Linked DNA regions of Homo sapiens: region 2 is linked to region 1. A link is a contact called in ENCODE Hi-C or POLR2A ChIA-PET data. All regions are on one chromosome and are shown on one strand. Each heading gives the region's core, a stretch centred on a gene start or an enhancer-like site at or near the end of the contact. The rest is flanking DNA. Distances are from core to core; before and after follow the strand shown.

The links. A loop is a pair of places that touch in the nucleus more often than their neighbours do. ChIA-PET counts read pairs that join two places held with the same protein, here RNA polymerase II (POLR2A). Pooled maps may share reads with other maps.
Region 2: a pooled map shows a loop between it and region 1 (4-fold over the local background). The contact joins the promoter of LINC01480 here to the promoter of SERTAD1 in region 1. A Hi-C loop is called at or near these places in 1 of 37 single-sample maps with no recorded cell type and 5 of 50 pooled maps. POLR2A ChIA-PET finds 5 or more read pairs at or near these places in 3 of 52 experiments (WTC11, activated B cell and activated naive CD4-positive, alpha-beta T cell).

The regions. Positions count from the first base shown.
Region 1 is chr19:40,424,397-40,427,476 of GRCh38, forward strand. It overlaps SERTAD1 (SERTA domain containing 1), which reads right to left and starts at 1,596. Exons shown (of 2, transcript NM_013376.4): 1 at 1,471-1,596. RefSeq lists an enhancer at 119-921 and a silencer at 964-1,053.
Region 2 is chr19:41,534,086-41,537,035 of GRCh38, forward strand. LINC01480 (long intergenic non-protein coding RNA 1480) reads left to right here and starts at 1,413. Exons shown (of 3, transcript NR_110724.1): 1 at 1,413-1,516; 2 at 1,629-1,698; 3 at 2,516-2,819.

The DNA.
Region 1 (3,080 bases), core at 346-2,845:
ACAAAAGCAGCTGTTTCACATATTTTATTATAATAACATAATTATATCTAAATAAGTTATAATATTATAAATACTAAACTAGTTTCACGTAGTTTAATATTTATTGTCTACTATGACTATGTTTCAAACAGTAAATAAATAAGGAAACACAGGAAATGTACAGAGAATTACAGGAAGACACTAAAAGTTCCTAGAGACCTTTTAGATCATCAGAGAAGGCTCCTGTAAGGAGGTGACATTTGAATGGAGCCCTCAGGCCAGAGAAGTCAGCCATGGGAGACCCTGGGAAAAGCATTCCGGGAGGAGGGAACAACAAAAAAAGGCAGAGAAAAGCCCAGAGGCTGGATGGGCTTGAACTGGAAAGAGACCAGCATGGGTGGCACACAGAGAGTGACATGGTAGGAGACCAGATTGGGGAGCAGCTAGGGGAACGGGCACAAGCCAGGTCACAGAAAGCCACATATGCAGAAGTAGGGAGTTTGGATTTTATCCTGAGTGTGGTGGGCAGTCATTAAAGGAATTTGAGCAGGGAGGGAATGGTGCTGTGAGCTGATTAGGTTTCCGGAAGATCCCCCCCATGGCTGCTTCGAGGAAGACTGTGGGGGGCAAAAAGAGGGGGGATCTGAGACCCACTGGTAGGCTGTACTCGTTTGGGACGGACGATGGTGATGGCCTGGAGTAGGAGCTGGTAGTGGCATGGAAGGAAGTCGGTCGAGTCAGGACTTATTTGGGAGGCAGAATAGACAGGGCTTGTCGGGAAATCGTGATCGGCACCGGGTTCAGTCACTGAGATAAGTTTGAGGGTCCACTGTTCTTGGAGTGGCGGGGGTAGGGCTGGAGTTTTGGACTCCTGGCGCTACCTACTTTTTTGGGCCAGGAAGACTGTAGAGTCCAGTTTCGGAACCCTGCCTAGCAAGATTTTAAGAATGGCCCACCACACTACTCAAAACAGGGTCTTCGTCCCCTTCCCCGCAGTCCGGGGAGTCCGGAACCGCAGGAATTCCGCCCCCACCCCCGACTCCGCCCCCGGGTCCCGGCGCCCCCTAGCGGTGCCCAGGCCGGCTTTCCCCCGGGGATTCTGGCCCCTCTGACCCCAGGACCCCTTCTACTGCCCCGATTCCCGGCTGTGATTCCTGCCGGCCTCCCGGCGCCGTGCGAGCCGGGACCCCTGGCGGGCTGTTCTCTGCGCCCGGCCTCCGCTCGCTTCCGGCAGTGGAGGCGGCTCCTCCCGAAGCGGCGGCGGCGGGGGCGGGTGAGTCACGCAGCCGGAGCCAAGAAGCCGGCGCCTCCGCCCCCTTCTCGGACTGCGGCGTGATTCACCCGGCCCGGCCGGGGCAGACAGCACGTAGAGGTCCGTGCGTCTCGATCCCGGGCAGCCCCGGCGGGCACCTGTCGGACCCAGGGATCGAACTCTGTGAAGGACCCGGCCGCTGGTAGCCCTTCTGTTCCCAGGCCCCTTCATTTACATACCTTGCTCACTAGCGGCCAATCAGAACGAAGAGGTAGCCACCCACAACCAATCAGGAAACGGCGGCGGCAGCATCGCTTGTTGGCTGTCCTCCGGAAACCCGCGCCTGGGTCGCGAGACGCAGTTCTGACTCCGGCTCACGACTCCAGACTCCTAACTACCCTTAGCGACCGCCCACTCTCGTGGCTGCCCCGCCCTCCGCCCCAGGGATTGGCCCTGCATGGTGATGGGCGGAGCTTGTAGGGGGCGGATTCTGAAGGAGGGGCTTCAGGGCGCATGCCCGGGCAGCTGCGCGAGTGAGGGGTGGAAAGAGGTGGCTTTTTACTCCGGGGAACGGTGGCGAGTGGGGGCTTTTGCCTCTCAAAATACGAGCCCCTCACAACTACCCATGCACCTGCCAAACCCGGCAATTAAGCTTCTTACACATCCAGCCCCGACAGGGGTCTACACTACAGATAATGCCCGGGTTCAAATTCCGACTCCGGATTCCCCACTCACTGGATGCGTGACCTTGGAAAAATGATCAACCTCTTCAAGCTACACAAAGTTAAATGGGGATCGTCTTGCCTACCTCTTGACAGGATACTTTAAGTAGGATCGTATCTATAAGAACACAATACCACACTCAAGCAATGCTGGACAGTTGGACTTAATTGTGGTTAAAGGCGGGAGTGAGGTGGGAGTGCGATACCAACGGAATCACATCCCGGGCTCCATTCCCTAAGCAGCTGTGTGACCTGCGGCAAGTGTTTTAATCCCTTCTGGTCTGTTTCTCCTTTAAAATGAGAGAAAATAGCGCCTAGTTTACAGGATTGTTTTTAAGGATTAAATTAATTCATGAAAAATCTTCAGAGTGGGGTGCAACATGTTTTGTGTTTTTTTTTTTTTTTTCATTTTATTTATTTATTTATTTATTTATTTGAGACAGATTCTCACTCCGTCGCCCAGGCTGGAGTGCAGGGGCACGATCTCGGTTCACTGTAACCTCCGCCTCCCAGGTTCAAGCAATTATCCTGCCTCAGCCTCCCGAGTAGCTGGGACTACAGGCGTGCGCCACCACGCCCGGTTAATTTTTGTATTTTTAGTAGAGATGGGGTTTCACCATGTTAGCCAGGCAGGTCTCAAACTCCTCACCTCAGGTGATCCGCCCTCCTCGGCCCCTGAGTGTTGGGATTACAGGCGTGAGCTACCGCGCCCAGCTGCTTATTATTTTTTTCTTTACTTTTTATTTTATTTTATTTTGCTTTTGAGACAGGGTCTCGCTCTGTCACCCAGGCTGAAGTGCAGGGGTGCCATCTCGGCTCACTGCAGCCTCCCAGGTTCAAGCCATCCTCCTGCCTCAGACCCCCAAGCAGCTGGGACTACAGGCGCACACCACCATGCCTGGTTAGCAACGTTGTTTCTTTGTTAGTAGTAATAGCTGTTGTAATAAGACAAGCTCTTAGTTCAAGGTGGATAGACATGCAGGATGGGGCTAGAGGTAGACAGGGTATAATACTCCTCCCATGGCCGGATGCAGTGGCTCACGCCTGAATACTCTCTCACCTAGATTTAATTGATAGTTGTTAGCTAGGCAACAACTGTAATCCAGTACTTTGGGAGGCCAAGGCAG
Region 2 (2,950 bases), core at 163-2,662, 1.1 Mb after region 1:
TCATGACCTTTGCCATACTTCTTAGATAAAACAGAATACTTGAAGTTACTAGTTAAAGAGAACAAGAATCTATAAACTCATACCATAAAACAAAGGAAAATTTGTTTTTCTTCTCCCTACATTGAAGGAGTGCTGGAAGAGTCTCCAGAATACAATAAATAATATTATCAAGACTTTTCCTGGGTCTGGGCTGTGCCTGTTGCTGCCTCTGGGACAAGTTAGCTTAATACAAGAAAGCTTATTTCCCTTTCTTTTTAATTTTATTTTTCTTTAATTTCCCACCTCAGTTTTACTTTGCATTTCCCTGAGAATTTTTAATAAGTAAAATACTTAGAAATATACTTAACCAAGTAGGTTAATGTAAGTTTCCTACAAGGAAAACTACAAAATAGTGCTGAAAGAAATCACAGTTGACACAAACAAATGGGAACACATTATAAGCTTATGAATAGGTAGAATCAATATTGTGAAAGTGACCATACTCTCCAAAGCCATCTACAGAGCAGTAGAATTCTCATCAAAATATCATCATTCTCCTTCCCAGAACTAGAAAAAAGAATCCTAAAATTTATACAAAACCAAAAACGTGACCGCATATCCAAAGCAATACTTTGCAAAAAGAACAAATCTGAAGGCAGGCTTTAAATTATACTACAAGGCTACAATCACCAAAATAGCATGATACTGGTATAAAATATGCACATAGAGCAATAGAACAGAATAGAGAACCCAGAAATAAAGCCAAATGCTTACAGACAACTAATCTTCAACAAAGTACACAAAAACATTAATTGGGGAAAGGATACTTTATTCAATAAATGGTGCAGGAAGTATAAAAATAGGCACATAGAGCAATGGAACAGAATAGAGAACCCAGAAATAAAGCCAAATGCTTACAGACAACTAATCTTCAACAAAGTATGCAAAAACACTAATTGGGGAAAGGACACTTTATTCAATAAATGGTGCAGGAAGTATAAAAATAGGCACATAGAGCAATGGAACAGAATAGAGAACCGAGAAACAAAGCCCGGTACTTTCAGTCACCTGATCTTTAACAAAGCATATAAAAACTTCCATCTAAGACCTGAAAGTCTAAAAATGCTACAAGATAGCATCCAAAAAGCTTTTCTAGACATTGGCTTAGGCCAAGTAGTCATGACTAATGCCCCAAAAGCAAACGCAAAAATATAAAAATAGAATAAGATCAATAGGACCTAATGAAACCGAAAATCTTCTGCAAGGCAGAAGAAATATCAGCAGGGTAAACACACAACCCACAGTATAGGAAACAGTAGTCACAAACTAGGCATCTGACAAAGGACTAATGTCCAGACTCCAAAGGAACTGAAAGAAATCAGCAAGAAGAAAAGGTGCCATTTACCACCTTCCTGACTCATTGGCCAGAACCAATGTTAGTGGAATTAACATATGCCCCACCCCAAGTGACTTCTAAAGGGCTAACTCACCACAAGGGAGTCAGAGCAGATCTTGGACTGAGACCTACAGGACACAGGTACTGCTTTTTCTCTTTTATTTGTTTTAAATTTTATTTATGTTTTTAGATCAAATAGTTCAGATTGCATTGGTTTTTAATCTGCTGTTGTTGGATTAACATATGCTTTAAGCGACTCTTAAATAGGTGGCTCACCAGGAGAAAGGCATAGCAGAACCTGGACTGAGACCTACGGGAGACAGGTATTGCTTTTTCTCTTCTAATCATTTTAAATTTAATTTACCATCTTTCATCAAATAGCTCCGATCATATCATTATTTTTTCTTTTCTGTTTTGTTGGTGGTTTTATTGGTGGAGTTTTATTTTACTATTTTAGAAAAGCAGTCTTTTAAAAAAGACTTTTAAAAAGTTTTATTACTCTTTTTTTTAAAAAAATTATGTTTTCCCTTGATGTGCTTATTTCCTTTATAAAGATCATCACCATTAAATTACTAGGAGATACTGCGGCTGATTTTGTCATGCGTGAGATAAGAAATTTTTTGCCAAAGCAATTAGTGATGAGTGCAATGGAAAAATCCGTGATGATCTTTTAAGATGATTAACTTTCTAATCCAGAAAATGCTGCTGTTTGTACTGAACAAAATAGCTTTATTTTTATATGACCAGGGGTACATAAAATGCTTCAAAACAACACATAATTTGGCAAAAATACTATGTCTTGCCAGCCAGAAGAATAAGTGTGGTTTTATTTCTATGTATATGTCTAGTACCATGCCTGCACTAGAGTTGGGAAATTTTAAAAACATCACCTATTGATACAGAAGAGAAGTGCTGGGAAGGGAAGGGCATGGTCCCTTTGAATGATACAGAAAAGGTGAAGGAAAGTGATGGGTAGAGGAGGCCGGGGTCCCTGGCTAGGGCTCCAAACCTGGGCTTGTGCCCCTGGACCTAGATGAGGACAGGCATTTTTGTTTTCCTGACCAAATGTTGCATTTCCCAAGATCACCCTGGCCCACCATGCCCTATCCTGTGCCTAAAAAAACCCTGGGACCCTAGCAGGCAGACACACAGGAGGTTGGACGTCGAGAGGAGCACATCAGTGCAAGAACACATGGGTGGCTGCCACTTCTCTCCCTTTCCTGAGAGGGAAAAACTCTCGACGCTGAGAGGAATCCACCAACAGGCACCAGCACTCTGGCAGGCCACCGACCAATGGATTGACATAGAGTTTGGCTGGGGCAGCCAGAGGAGAGCCTGGGCCGCTGAATAACCCGACTTCAGGGGAAAACTATTCTCCCTTTTGGCTCCCCCATCTGCTGAGAGCTACTTCCACTCAATAAAACCTTGCACTCATTCTCCAAGACCACGTGTGATTTGATTTTTCTGGTACACCTAGGTAACAACCGCGGGATACAGAAAGCCCTCTGTCTTTGGGTTAAGGAATGGGTCTAATTGAGCTGGTTACCACAAAGCCACCTATAGATGGCAAAACTA